Regions from separate parts of the Homo sapiens genome. Here region 2 is linked to region 1. A link is a loop called in an ENCODE intact Hi-C map of the cell type or tissue named here. Cell type or tissue: mammary epithelial cell. All regions are shown on one strand. Links, peaks and the distances in the headings refer to the core of each region. The heading gives the core; the rest is flanking DNA.

The links. Hi-C counts contacts between places; a loop is a spot of excess contacts. Peaks named below come from ENCODE experiments on the same cell type or tissue, not always from the same donor. Only the 100,000 strongest peaks of a DNase experiment are listed, where the experiment ranks them.
Region 2: it touches region 1 in a loop (29-fold over the local background); 2 of 110 quality-filtered maps call a loop at or near these places.

Annotation. Positions count from the first base shown.
Region 1 is chr9:37,647,248-37,654,363 of GRCh38, reverse strand. FRMPD1 (FERM and PDZ domain containing 1) reads right to left here and starts at 3,410. Exons shown (of 16, transcript NM_014907.3): 1 at 3,270-3,410. RefSeq lists a silencer at 3,269-3,538. In mammary epithelial cell, for the core only: no CTCF peak of the experiment used is centred there; a DNase peak (open chromatin) is centred at 3,373; H3K4me3 peaks cover 479 bases; H3K27me3 peaks cover 1,678 bases.
Region 2 is chr9:37,752,375-37,759,490 of GRCh38, reverse strand. It overlaps TRMT10B (tRNA methyltransferase 10B), which reads right to left and starts at 5,686. Exons shown (of 9, transcript NM_144964.4): 1 at 5,639-5,686. RefSeq lists a silencer at 5,542-5,776. In mammary epithelial cell, for the core only: no CTCF peak of the experiment used is centred there; a DNase peak (open chromatin) is centred at 5,730; H3K4me3 peaks cover 1,216 bases; H3K27ac peaks cover 500 bases.

The sequences.
Region 1 (7,116 bases), core at 1,318-6,317:
CAGCTCCAGGCAAGACTGGCTCCCTCTCTCCTGTGGCTCTCACTGGCTCAGATAGGCCTGCCCTGACCACCCTCCAATGGAGTCCCACTCCTACTACTTTCTCCCACATTTCCCCACTTATTTTCTTCCCAGCCTTTGGCACAACCTGTAGTTACCTTATTTATGTAATGACTTCTTCATTATTTTCTCCAACTAGAATATAAACTCCAGGAAGGTAGAGACCTTGCCTTTTGTTCCGATGTATTCTCGAGGCACCTAGAACAATTTTCTGGCAGAGAGCAGGTGTTCTATGAACAACCATTGATTGAAAAAATGAAGGACAGTACCATAGATGCTACATAGTGCTACACAGGGTCATAAGGTATTGCAATGTTATTCTTCACCCTCTGTCTTCTTTTTTTTAGAGATGGAGTCTCACTCTTTTGACCGGGCTGGAGTGCAGTGGCCTGATCATAGCTCACCGCAGTCTCGAGTGAGACTCAAGTGATCCTCCCACCTCAGCACCTCAGCCTCCCAAGTAGCTGGGACCACAGGTGCACACCCACTACACCCAGCTAATTTGTAAATTTTTTGTAGAGATGGGGTCTCACTATGCTACCCAGGTTGTATCCTATTCTTTGACCACTGCAAATCTAAGACAGAAGGGAGCCAGTACCCCGCTCCCAGCTATATGGACAAAGCTGATATATTTAGAGCTGTGTCTGTCAAATCTGCCCCCCTCCCCCACCAATCTGGGTCCTTGAGTACATAGTGATAAGCTTGTGTGAGGCAGGGATTGAGCCTTCTGATTAGCCTTCTGTGACCTCCCACCACCTAACAGTATTTACAGGGCATTGCCTGTTGTTGATGTTAGTATCTGATCTGAACACCTTCCAAATAACAAAAAGCCCCTGCCCCTTGAATCAGGAGGCACCTCGAGGACACATCACATTGTCACAAGAACTCTCTGCTGCTGGTGAGGTTCTAAATCAATGCACATGCTTAAACCAAAAGCACTATTTACTCCAATGGTGCCTTCAAACACTTATTCAGCTTGCCCATGAACCCTCTGATAAAAAGAATTGACTTTTATCCAACACCTATTACATGCAAACATCCTATTAGACACTGTTATACATGATCTCATTTAATCTTGTGAGTTTGGAATTATTATTATTCCCGTTTTACGAATTAAAAAAGTGACGCTCGGAGGCCCAATACTCCACAGCCAGCGAGGATTCCAGCCCAGGTTCAGAGCCTCCAGAGCCTCTTCCCGCTGCCCTGTCTCTGAAGTGCTCTGCCTTCTCTGTGCTTCCACCAGGCTCACTGCTCTCATCTGTCTCATGCTCTCCCAGCTCTCACCAGTTCCTTGCTCGTACCAGCTCCTTGACCTACACATAGCCTTTCTATTCCTCACCACCTGTTGAAATCCTCTTCTTCCTCCACCTTCCATTGTAAAGCCTTCTCCAATATCTCCACTTGGAATTCACCCTCCTTAGTGTTCACAGGAATCCCAGGCGATAAAGCCCACAATGAAGATCCTGTGGCACAAGCCTCTCTATTCCCCAACAGAACCTAAGCTCCTTGAGGGTAGGGCCTGTTGGTAATTTTCATGTTTGTGTCCTCTCGAATGAGTAGTGAGAAAGTGCTTGATGAACCAATAGAGAATGAAGAGGGAAAAGACTGGTGGCATTTGAATGCGTCAGAGAGATAAAAGGCTCTGGACAAATTAGCTTCAAGGATGGGGTCTCATTCAGGAAAGACAAACTTAGGTACCACAACTCTGCTCTGGTCACCAAGCACACCCTCACCAGCTCTCTGATTTCATAATGCTAGAAACTTAAAACCAGGATGTCGAGGAAGGAAATAAAATCATAAAATCACTTCTGTGAGAATCCTTTCGTGGTAATGCGTTTCACCCACACACTGGGGAGCCACTAATTGCAGCACAAGGGGAACAAGATATTGGGCAAAAGAATAAATTTCACTTTCTAGCATATCACAGTTAACTACCTCGTGCTTGTTTTGCTGTGACTGTGCCAGAATGCACCAGTCCTGGAAAAGATGAACTTGGCTCCTTAACCGTACCCATACTCAACACCGACCAAAGGATGCCCGAAATTGTCTTGATTGGAAATCATCTCAACCATCATCTTAGACTAGAAACAAGTAGATGCTGGCCTCTAGGTCAGGACCCCTAGAACAGTGCATTATTTTTTTTTCCCAAACAACCATTCTGAGGTTTTTACAAAAATAACCGACTCACAAACAGAAACGCTTCCTGATCTATAAGCCACTTTGAAAACAAATCATTATGTCGTTGAATATTTCATGACGGTCCAAAGCACTGAAGAAGGCGAACTGAGCGTTCACCAATCCTCCCCATGTCTATTTTGGGACTTCCAAAGCAAACTGCAAATGCCTCCTTTATTTTCTAAACGTTCATTTGCAAGTGCTAGATGGATTCTTGGTGAAATATTGCCTCCACCCAAACTGACTAAATGCAGAGATCCGGAGGTTCCGCTTCTCCAGAGTTTACAGCTGAAAGAGACAGCGAACAACTAGTGAACACGACTTCCACCCTATTTTATAGGTGGCAAAAGCAGGGGGCACTTGCCCAAGGTCACACAGACAGTGGGTGTATGGCAGAGGAGCCACCAGAAGCCAGAGTCCTGACTCCTAACCCTAGGGGCATCCCCTGCTTCCCGAGGCTGACTCAACGCCCCCACTAAAGCTCAGTCAAAGCTGCTGCAAGTTAGCGACGCGACCCTGGAGACTGACTTCTGTGGCTCATTCCTCTCCACACGCAATGAGTTCTGGAGCTGAGACACTCAGGGATGCCCCTCTACTCAAAAAATGACAACACAGGCATTGGCACTGCAGCTGATCGTCCCTGGCGAACCCCTTCTGGTTCAGGTGTGGCCATCGAGGACGGACAGAGAGGGTTGGTCTGAGGTCACTCAGAAAGTTGGCGCTGGCCGCGGCCGCACCTGAACCCAGGTCTCTCCCCCTCCCGCGTTGCCGCTGTTTCCACTCACTACACCATGCAGATCTCGGAAACTTAAGCACACATCGCTACTGTGCAAACAGTTCACGATGGCAGGTCCTGAGCTAGCCCACGGACGCGCCCCCGAGCCGGGCTTGGGGACACGAGGACCGGAGGCGGGCGCGGGTCACCCGGGACTGGTGGTGCAGGCGGAGGGCGGCGCGGAGGAAGCCGAGGCGCAGGCCCGGGGTGTGGGGACAGGCCGTCTCCCCAAAACTTTGCGGTGCCAGGACCCCTCCCTTACCTGCAGAGGAGGTGCCGCCCGCGCGGACAAGGACCTAGCGGGCTGACGCTCTCGGAGAAGGGCGGCCCCGCCCAGCGGCGGGCACGGTCGCGGCCAAGGCTCGGGAAGCAGCGCTGCTCGGGCTCGGCTCGGGCTCCGCCTCCCGCGCCGAGGCTGCAGCCGGAGGGGTTGGCCGGGCCGGGCCGCGCCCGCGCCGTCTGGCGGCGGCAGGTGCTGAGGCTGCAGCTGCGCGGCCGCCAGCTGCCGGCGCCGCGACCCCCGCCCCGGGGGAGGAGCCCCGCGCGCCGCCTCCGCTGGCTCCGAGGTCCCGGCCCGCCGCAGTGGGCGGTCCCGCTCCCACCCGGGCCCTGCCTCCGCCGCCTGCCTCAGCTCACCGCCGGGGCACGCAGCGTCCGCTGAGTACCCAGGGGGGAGACTGAGGCTGGGAGAGGAAAGGGACTCCCCAAGGTCACCCGGACCAGCGGTGGTTGGGCCAGAACTGGAACCCAGAAGAGTTCCCAAAACGACCCCCTTCTCACGCCTCCTTTTCCCCAGGAAGAGCCCCAGCTACGGGGAGCCCTGGGGGACTCGCCCCCTGACCCCCACGCCCCGCAGGTGTTCGGCTGAAGGGAGAGGGAGAGCGTGGGCCCACGGTAGGCACTGTGGACCACCTCCCCTGTCTCTGTAAACTCCTTCCGCGCTGGGAAACTGTGTTCTCCTAGCTTTCCTCGGCCCTCTCCAGCCACTCCCTCGGTCTCCTTGAGGGTTCCTCAAACCAGAAGCTCTAAAATGCCGGAGCGCCCTGGGACTCTGCACTCAGCCCTTTTCTGACCCCCTGAGCCGTCTCACCCACTCCCCTGGTTCTGGTCCTACCGCCTCTCTGAGCATGATACCCAAATGCATGTGTCTGTGCACTATTTTCCGTGCTGAACTCTACTGAACACCTACGAGGTCCATATCCTGCATTAGACACTGGAGATACAATACACCTTTAATAAAGCAGTCCCTGTCCTCATGGAATGTACAGTCTAGGACTATTAAAATACAGTCCAGTTCCTGTAACAATAACCCAATCCCACGGGGCCAAGGGCACCACTCAGGCCTGCACTGACTGAGTGAAGGCCTCCTGGAGAGGGCATGCTCTAAATGGAAACCTGAAAGGCCAGTGGAATTGGCCAGTGAAAGGGAGGAGTGTGGAGAGAGCCTTTCAGGTTGAGACCACAGGAACAAAGACCCCAAGATGAGAGAGATCCCACAGAGGGAGTGGCAGGAGTTGAGACATAAAGCAGGGGAGTCAGCAGGGGCCAATTCCTGGTCAAGGAGTTTGCACCGTGTTCCCAGTGCACTGGCAGGTTCATGGGAGGAGTTCTGAGTAGGGTTGAGGCACCATCAGACTGGGATGTTAGATCATTCTGGGGATGGTGCACAGGCAGATGTTAACAAGTGCATCCTTCATCCAAGGGCGGTGGGGGAAGACTAGCAGCACTTTGGAGCCAACATCGTCTGGATGAAGGCAGGTGCTCCTCCTTTGTGACCTTCATTTCCAAATCCAGGAGTCCATCCAGAAACTCCTGAGTGGCTCCATCGCTGAAAGACCTCCTACGTAATTGCACCCAAAGCTCCCTTTTCTGTCAGTGCCCCAGCCCTCTGCCACCCAGATCCACGGGCTGAGTGAGCCTTTTGCTTTCCTCACCCGTCTTTGTAGTATACAAAGTTCTGCCCCAGGAGACAGAAGCACCATAAGGGTGGAAGATTCTGAAGCCATAGTGGAAATAATGAAAGCTTTTTAAAAATCAAGTATTCTGGCTCTCTGAATTATTTCTTAACAATTGCATGTGAATCTACAATTTTCTCAAAATAAAGTTTAATTTTAAAAATTATTTTGTAGATAAAGATTAATCATCAAATTACTCTCTCCAAGGCAGTTAAACACCAAAAAGCATAGCACTTGTCAGAAAGTAAGATAAGAACTATTCTCTTGTCCGGTGAGTACAAATGTTCCCCATGGAATTTTGCCCTGTCCCCCTCCATTTCCTAGCTACCTGCGTCAGTGTCAGCCTCTCTAGGTGCCGGACCCAGCCCCTAACCCCGCTCTCCTCAGATTCTCATTCTGGTCCCTCTTGCCCCTCAGCCTCCTTTACCATTGCCCTCATGTCCCTCCTTGGCCTTTCTCCCTTCACTCTCACCAGGCAATTCTATCAGCTGCATGGTTTCAGCCAAACCTTCTGTCTTCCAAACCCAGAGACACAACTGCCTGCTGGACATCGCCTAAATGTCCCTCAGGTGCCCCACTCTCAACACAGCCAAAACCAAACCCACATCTTACCCCCAAATTACCCCTTTTGCATTGCTTCCCTATCTCAACTGGTAGTGGCACTTCCTTCCTCTGGGCACCTAAACTAGAAACCAAAGGGACAGTCTAGACTCTTCCTTCTTCCTGGCCTTCATACTCTACTGGACACTAAGTCCAATCAACTCTGTCTCCTTAACTTCTCTTACACATGTCTCCTCCCCCTCATCCTGCCGCCCTTGCTTTCGTTGGAGCCTCACCATTTCTTGCCAAGGCTGTAGTAACCGCCTCCAGTCTTTCCTATTTTCATCCTTCACATACTGCCAGTGATCTTTTTCAACCACAGACCTGACCAGTGACTCTCCTGCTGAAGACACCTCCATTGTTCCTTCTTGATCGTGCAGCAAAGTCTTAACTCCTTAGCATCACGTGAATCCACAGTGATCCTATTACCCGTGTGGCGCCATCTCTACCTCACCCCACACCTGCACACCAAACACCTTATGTTCTTAGGGTACCTTATGTAATAAGAGACACATAACATAGTGTTAAAAAAAAATGTAGTCTTGAGCCAAACTGCCTAGGTTCAAATCCCAATGCTGCTTTTTAACCTATGTAATTTTGGAAAAGTTCCATAACCTCTCAGTTCTTGGTTTTTTTCCTTTGCAAAGGGAGCATAATAAGAATACCTACCACCTAGGAGTGTTCTAAAAAATAAGAGTTCCTGGAGACGAAACAGCATTCATTACTTGCTAGCCAGCACTATTAGGAATGCTTCTAATCATTATATGCGGTGAGGATTACCCTACTTATTTTACAGAGAGAAGGAAACTGAGGCTCCAAGAAGTAAAGTCGCTTACCCAAGATTCCACAGCTTTAAAATAGCTGCACTGGGATTCATATGAAATTCTAAATCCTATACTGCTAAATACTTTACATAAGCTATTATTGCTTCCTTGTTTTTCTAACCTTTAACCCAACCTATTGGACAAACTTCTTCTTCCTTTAAATCCTGGTCAAAAATATCTTGTCCTCCATGAACTCTTCCCAGTCCTTGCTTTGAGCCTCTGCTGTACTTATGTACAGCATACAGCAAATAAAGCACGCAGCACACCCATTACAATGATTTGTTTACACGTCTGTCTTCTTGAGACCTTCTTGAGAAATACAATGTCTTATTTATTTTTGCCTTCCTATAATCCCATAAATATTTATTGAATGAATGAATAAATCAACAAATAAAGTATATATGTTTCTCAAGTTTTACCCTAACAGCTGTCATTTGGATATAGATTACTTTTTTTTTTTTTTTTTTGAAACGGAGTCTCGCTCTTCGCCCAGGCTGGAGTGCAGTGGCGCGATCTCGGCTCACTGCAAGCTCCTCCTCCTGGGTTCACGCCATTCTCCTGCCTGAGCCTCCGGAGTAGCTGGGACTACAGGTGCCCGCCACCCCGCCCGGTTAATTTTTTTTTGTATTTTTAGTAGAGACGGGGTTTCACTGTGTTAGCCAGGATGGTCTTGATCTCCTGACCTTGTGATCCGCCCGTCTCGACCTCCCAAAGTGCTGGGATTACAGGT
Region 2 (7,116 bases), core at 1,332-6,331, 110 kb before region 1:
TCTTCATCCCATTCCCACAACTTGCCAAAGGCAACCACTGTTCTCTTTGCTATAACCATGGATTAGCTGTATCTATTATACAACTTCATATAAATAGATGCAAACAGTATGTACTCTTTAGCACTTGACTTTTTTCCCCTCAAAATATTTGAGACTTATACATGTTGCTGCATGTATCAGTAGTTGCTTTTTTATTGCTGAGTAGCATTCCATTGTATGAATATATCACAATTTATTCTGTTGATGGGCATTTGAGATCTTTTCCAGCTTGGGGAATAAATCTGCTATGAACATTTTCATAGATGTGTTTTTATGGATACATGTTTTCACATCCATTGACTAAGTTTTAAGGTAGAATTGCTAGGTCATAGCATAGGTGTGTATTTAACTCATAAACTGCCATCCATTTCCCAAAGTATTATACCATTTTACACTGCCTGTCAGCAATGTATGAGCATTCCAAATGTTCCACAGCACCACCATCTGGGGACCCGTACACAGATTTCTGGGGCTCCTTTGCTACACCACTCCCTCCCTGCTGTATCCAATCTCAGCAGCCCTAAATTCAACTGTTTGCTCCACCCAGTGACACAGACGTACTCTGTATGGGCTCCGTGTCACTATGCACCCTCAGGTAGAAAGCCAGGGTGACTGTGGGGCTTAGCTTGTGTGTTTCTTTTCCCTCAAGGATTACAGTCTTGTCCTGACTACTGCCCAATACCTGAAAACAATTTCTTCATATCCTTTCTCCAGTTTTATAGTTTATTGTAGGAAGGTAAGTCCAATACCCATTCCTTCTGTCATGACAATTACCAGGAGTCTATTACTTTTAAGAATATTTTAAAACTTCTACTTCTTGTTCAAGTTATAGTATTTCTGACTCCCCAATCTTTAGGCTGTGAACATAAACACCCTTATATTTCTATCTCTGTTCTCCCTTTAATTTTCCAACTGAGCCTTTAATTTTATATGGTCAAGGTAGGTTTTACATTTTGCCCTGACAAAACAATTAAGTGCTTTGTCTATCCCCGTGGTATTTTCTAAAATTTGTAAACCAAATTTGTAAACTATTATTTTTTCAGACAGGGTCTCACTCTGTTGCCCAGGCTGGGGTGCAGTGGTGCAATCACAGCTCACTGCAGCCTTGACCTCCCATGCTCGGGTGATTCTCCCACCCCAGCCTCATGAGTAGCTGGGACTACAGGTGCACACCACCATGCCCAGCTAATTTTTGTATTTTTAGTAGAGGTAGGGTTTCACCATGTTATCCAAGCTGGTCTGGAATTCCTGGACTCAAGCAATCCGCCTGCCTCAGCCTCCCAAAGTGGTGGGATTACAAGTGTGAGCCACTGCACCAGCTGTAAACTGCATTTATATTATAACTCCATAAATATTATTCACTGTAGAGATGGCTAGTGTCCTAGAATTATGTTTTCTTTTCCATTTTGACTCCTGTGTTTGGAAAACATTTCTAGTGTTGAGTTCATATTGCTTTTCTTGTACTCCATCAAATGCTCAAAATTGGGCCAAACTTTAGTTGTTTTCAGTTTAGACACACTTAAAATAGGTTTAAGCGGGAAAATAGCATTCTTAGAATTCAGACACACTTCCCAGCTTGCCACTTGTGAGTAATGGGACAATAGCTAGAGGATTTAAGTCTCTGCCATAGAGTCTCTCCACGAAATGGGATAAAACGACCTCACAGGATTGTTGCAAGAATTAGATACCTTTCACTTACTGATATAAAACAAGTACTCATGAAATACTTGCTGTTAACTACTATTCAAAACCCCTTCAGTGTTGTTCTTACAGTTGCTATTAGAAGGTAAATCTTCTGAGCAGTTTTGGTTATTCATGACTTATCATGTGAACATGTGACCACCAGATATATTCCTGAAGATGACCAAGTAAATTACCTTCTAGATTTTCAAAATTATAGATTTGAAATTTGTGTCCATTTGTCTGCCTAGGCTAAAGTTTATTTCTGCTTAGAAATCCTTTAAAATCCAGTACACATTTTTAAATGTATTTACATACAGACTATCACAAAGAATTAGTGGCATGCATAAAATTTCATAATGTGTATCTCCAGAGAAATGAGGAAAATACCAAGCTGGCTGGGCGCAGAAGCTCATGCCTGTAATCGCAGCACTTTGGGAGGCTGAGGAGGGAGGATCAATTGAGCCTGGGGGTTCAAGACCAGCCTGGGGAACAAAGTGAGACCCCACCTCCACAAAGAATTAGATGAGCATGATGATGCACACCTGTAGTCCCAGCTACTTGGGCAGCTGAAGCCAGAAGATCGCTTGAACCCAGGAGATCAAGGCTCCAGTGGGCTATGATTGTGCCATTGCACTTCAACCTGGGTGACACAGCAAACCCTGTTTCAAAAACAAAACAAAAAATCCAAGCTATTCTTAAACATTTCAGAAGCACTCCACATGAATGAACAGTGAAGTTGATCACAAATTAAAAAAAAAAAAAGTTAAGAGATAGGTCTTGCTATGTTGCCCAGGCCAGTATCGAACTCCTGGCCTCAGGCCATCCTCCCACCTCAGCTTCCCAGTCACTGGGTAGAGATGTGAGCCACCTCACACCTGTATATGTATATATGTGTGTATGTATATGTGTGTGTGTATATATACACACATACATACACACGCATACACACATATGCACACATATATACACATACACATGTATGTATACACATATGTATATATGTGTATATATATATGTGTGTGTGTGTATATATATATATATATCTTTTTGAGATGAGAGTCTTGCTCTGTCACCCAGGCTGGAGCGCAGTGGCATGATCTCATTGCAATCTCATGACTCATTGCAACCTCTGCCACCCAGGTTCAAGCGATTCTCATGCCTCAGCCTCCCGAGTAGCTGGGTCTACGGGCACGCACCACCACACCACGCTAATTTTTTCATTTTAAGTAGAGATCAGGTTTCACCAAGTTGGCCAGGCTGGTCTCAAACTCCTGACCCAAGTGATCCACCCATCTCAGGCTCCCAAAGTGCTGGGATTACAGGAGTGAGCCACCGCACCCAGCCATTTTTTTTTTTTTAAACAAAAGATATCTAGACCCCCATTATGACAGTTCTTTTAGATGAATGAACAGACTTTTATACCATCAGAGTCATCTGCATTTTCCTGCATATAGGCATTCAGAAAATAACAAATGAAAACATTAAGATAAACTAATCTTTAACTGACAACTTCATTGTATTAGGGTGAGAAAACCAACACCCATTTGTTAAATAAATGCTAGTTAATAGCCATGTGATCTCTTCCTCCTTTAAACTTCATAGCATTTTGTATTTTTACCTGTGTTGACCATTCATTAGTTAATAAACATTCCACCAAGCTCCTACTGTATGCCGGGGCCTGTTGGGGAATGACTGGGAGGCAATGGATCTAGAGATTTCTCTGGAGGTAGTCTGGCTAAGGAGGGGAAAAGAGATCTAGGATAGGAGATCCTAGGAGCTACAGACTTCCACTGTTGTTTTCAAAAATTGGAAAGTCTGTGCTGGTATCTTCTCTCCTATCAAACTGAATTCCTTTGTAGGAGGGCTTATACCTACATTTACCTAAACACTTAAGAGTTCACAGTATAGAACCTTGAAAACAGCAGTGTTTATTTTTTGTTTAATTGAACTGAAGTTTACCGCCACCACTCCCACTCCCTTCCTTTCTTTTCCCCTCCTTTTACCTCATGTTTCTCCAAATCTCTACAGTCCCTGAGAATGTTTCTTAAACCAGGAATTTGGGATGCAATAACCTTGCAAATCAAATAAAAACAACTCCAACCACCATCAGAAGAGTAATAGAACAAGCTAACACTCCTGAAGGCGGGGCCCACCTCTTTTGTATCTTTGTATCTCTGTTGTCTGGCATAAGGCCTGGCACAGAATGGAAGCTCAATAAATACTGATTAGGTGATTGCCACCTAGGGATCCTCAGAAAGCAAAGGTGAAGTTGGACATCACAGAAGCAGAGATCTGCTCAATCTGTGTGGGACATTATCTATGCCCAAATTTAGCATTTTTTTTTGGACATAGGAACTACCATTTTAACCATTTGTAAATGTGCAGTTAAAAACACACCTAAGGGCATCCACATTGTGTGCCACCATCACCACTGTCCAGCTCCAGAGCTTGTTTGTCTTCCTAAAGTGAAACTAACTTTAAAAAAAAAAAAAAAAAAAAAGACGGAGTCTTACTCTGTCGCCCAGGCTGGAGTGCAGTGGCGCGATCTCGACTCACTGCAAGCTTTGCCTCCCAGGTTCACGCATTCTCCTGCCTCAGCTTCCTGAGTAGCTGGGACTACAGGCACCCGCCACCATGTCCGGCTAGATTTTTTTGTATTTTTAGTAGAGACGGAGTTTCACCATTTTAGCCAGGATGGTCTCGATCTCCTGACCTCGCGACCCACCTGTCTGGGCCTCCCAAAGTGCTAGGATTACAGGCGTGAGCCACCACACCCGACCCTGTGACCTTTATATAACTCTCCCTTCCCCAATCCTGGCAGCACCTTTGTATTTCCTATCTTATGAATTTGAGTGCTGCTCTGGTTTGAATGTTTGTCCCCTTCTCACATTCAGGTTGAAACTTAATTGCCATTGTAACAGTATCAAGAAGTGAGATTTCATTTATTTTTCATTTCTTCATTAAACATCTTTTCTGAGCCTCCAATTATGGGTCCGATGCTGAATATTCATTACTTTCGTTCAACAAAGCTACTAAGCACCTGACATAATAGTACATCCTGGGGACTTGGGGATGACATTCGTTCTGCTTTCATGGGGCTCCAATTATCTGACCCTGCCTTGCATGACAGCTGTCTACCTGTTTCCCCACTAGATTATAAACCCAGGGAAGAATTGGAAGAATTCACCTGTACACCCTCAGTACCCGAGCCCTGTGAGCATCCTAAGTATTTGATGATCACCACTCTTCTGCTTAGAACCCTGCAGTACTCTCCATTTCACTGACAGTAAATAGCCCAAATCCATACAATGACCTATGCAGATCACTAAGGTCTACCTTTCTCGTTTCCTCTGCACTCCGGGGTCTATTTGCTGTTCCTCAAACATACCCTTCAAGGCCTTTACATTCGCCGTTCTCTTTACCCTCAATGCTCTTCCCTAAGACACTCACAGACTACCTTCCTCTCCTCATTCATATTACTATCCAACATAACCTATTTTACTTGTTGTCGGAACCTCCTCCATCCCTTCAATGTAGGCAAGTGTTGTTTGCTTATAGATGCTTAATAAATACTTGCTGAGTTCATAAATCCTCCACTCCGCACCCCCACCCTAGGTTGGCAGAGGCCTCAGACCTTTGCTAGCCTAACTCCCACCTGATGGGTACCTACACTGCCGCTAAGTGATGGCACATCGAATTCAGCCTGAGAGCACCCCGCCTGCGGGTCTCTCCCGGCCCACAGGCTGAGCGTGCGAGTGGAAGCAGGAAGGGAAAGTATCAGGAAGGTGGAGTACCACAGGCCACATGACTGCTAAACGCTGCTTTCTCAACGTCCGCCCCACCCGCGAGGGAGGCGGACGTCCCAGGACAGACCCCGCAGCCCCCAGCCAGCCCCCTTAACCAGCGGACAGCGTACCTGATCCCCTCACCCCCACGCAGCGGCAGCGGCGCGCATCGGATCCCCCCCGCCCCCGGCCTCGCTTCCGCTTCGTAACTCCGCTCCGAATGGCATTCTGGAAATTGTAGTTTTTCACCTGCAGGGTGCTCGTGGGGCCGAGCCGGAGCGGAGGCTGCGGCTTCTACTCCCAGCCCTGGCGGTAGGGAGCTGCGTCCTGCTGTGGTGGTTGCCCACCTTCTCTGAACCCCTGTCTCCCCGTCTGCTGGACAGCTATTACAACCCCAACCCTTTACCAACTTCACAGGGCTCCTACAGGTGCTCTGTTGGTTGTCAAGGGCTGGACATTGCGAAACTGGGGTGTGTGAAGCAAAAAAATTCTAAGGCCCGCACCCGACTGAATGGACCTCCCTCTCTGCCGAAGGAAACCTTAAAAACTAGTTATGGCCATTACAGGAAGCGGGAGTGGAGCGGGGCGGTTGGACATGCACTGATATTATATCCCATCCCTTGCGGAGTTTAGGCCCAACGGGGACTGACACAACAGAATCTTTGTAGAACTAAAATATCAAATTCCAACCTGATATCATATTGTGTCCGGAAATGGTGGATTCTTGGTCTCACTGACTTCAAGAATGAAACCGCGGACCATCGCGGTGTTACAATTCTTAAAGACTGCGTGTCTGGAGTTTCTTCCTTCTGGCGGGTTCATGGTCTCGCTAGCTTCAGGAGTGAAGCTGCAGATCTTCGCAATGAGTGTTAAATCTCTTAAGAGGGCACACCTGGAGTTGTTCCTTCGCTCTCGGTGGGTTCGTGGTCACACGGGCCTCAAGAAAGAGCTGCAAATACAGATCTTCACGGCGAGTGTTATAGCTCACAAAGACAGTAGGGACCCAAAGGGTTAGCAAGCAACAAGATTTATTACAAAGAACAAAGCACCCACAGTCCAGAAAGGCAACCCCAACGGGTTGCCGCTGCTTGCTCGGGCAGCCTGTTTTTATTCTCCTATCTGGCCCCACCCACATCCTGCTGATTGGTCCACTTTACAGAGAGCCGATTGGTCTGTTTTACAGAGAGTTGATTGGTCCGTTTTGACAGGGTGCTGATTGGTGCGTTAACAATCCCTGAGCTAGACACAAAAGTTCTCCAAGTCCCCACTAGATTAGCTAGACACAGAGTGTTGATTGGTATATTTACAAACCCTGAGCTAGACACAGAGTGCTGATTGGTGCATTTACAAACCTTGAGCTAGATACAGAGTGCCGATTGGTGCATTCACAATCCCTTAGCTATACATAAAGATTCTCCAAGTCCCCACCAGATTAGCTAGACACAGAGTGCCGATTGGTGCATCCACAAACCCTGAGCTGGACACAGAGTGCTGATTGGTGCATTTACAAACCTTGAGCTAGATACAGAGTGCTCATTGGTGTATTTACAATCCCTTAGCTAAACATAAAGGTTCTCCAAGTCCCCACTGGACTCAGGAGCCCAGCTGG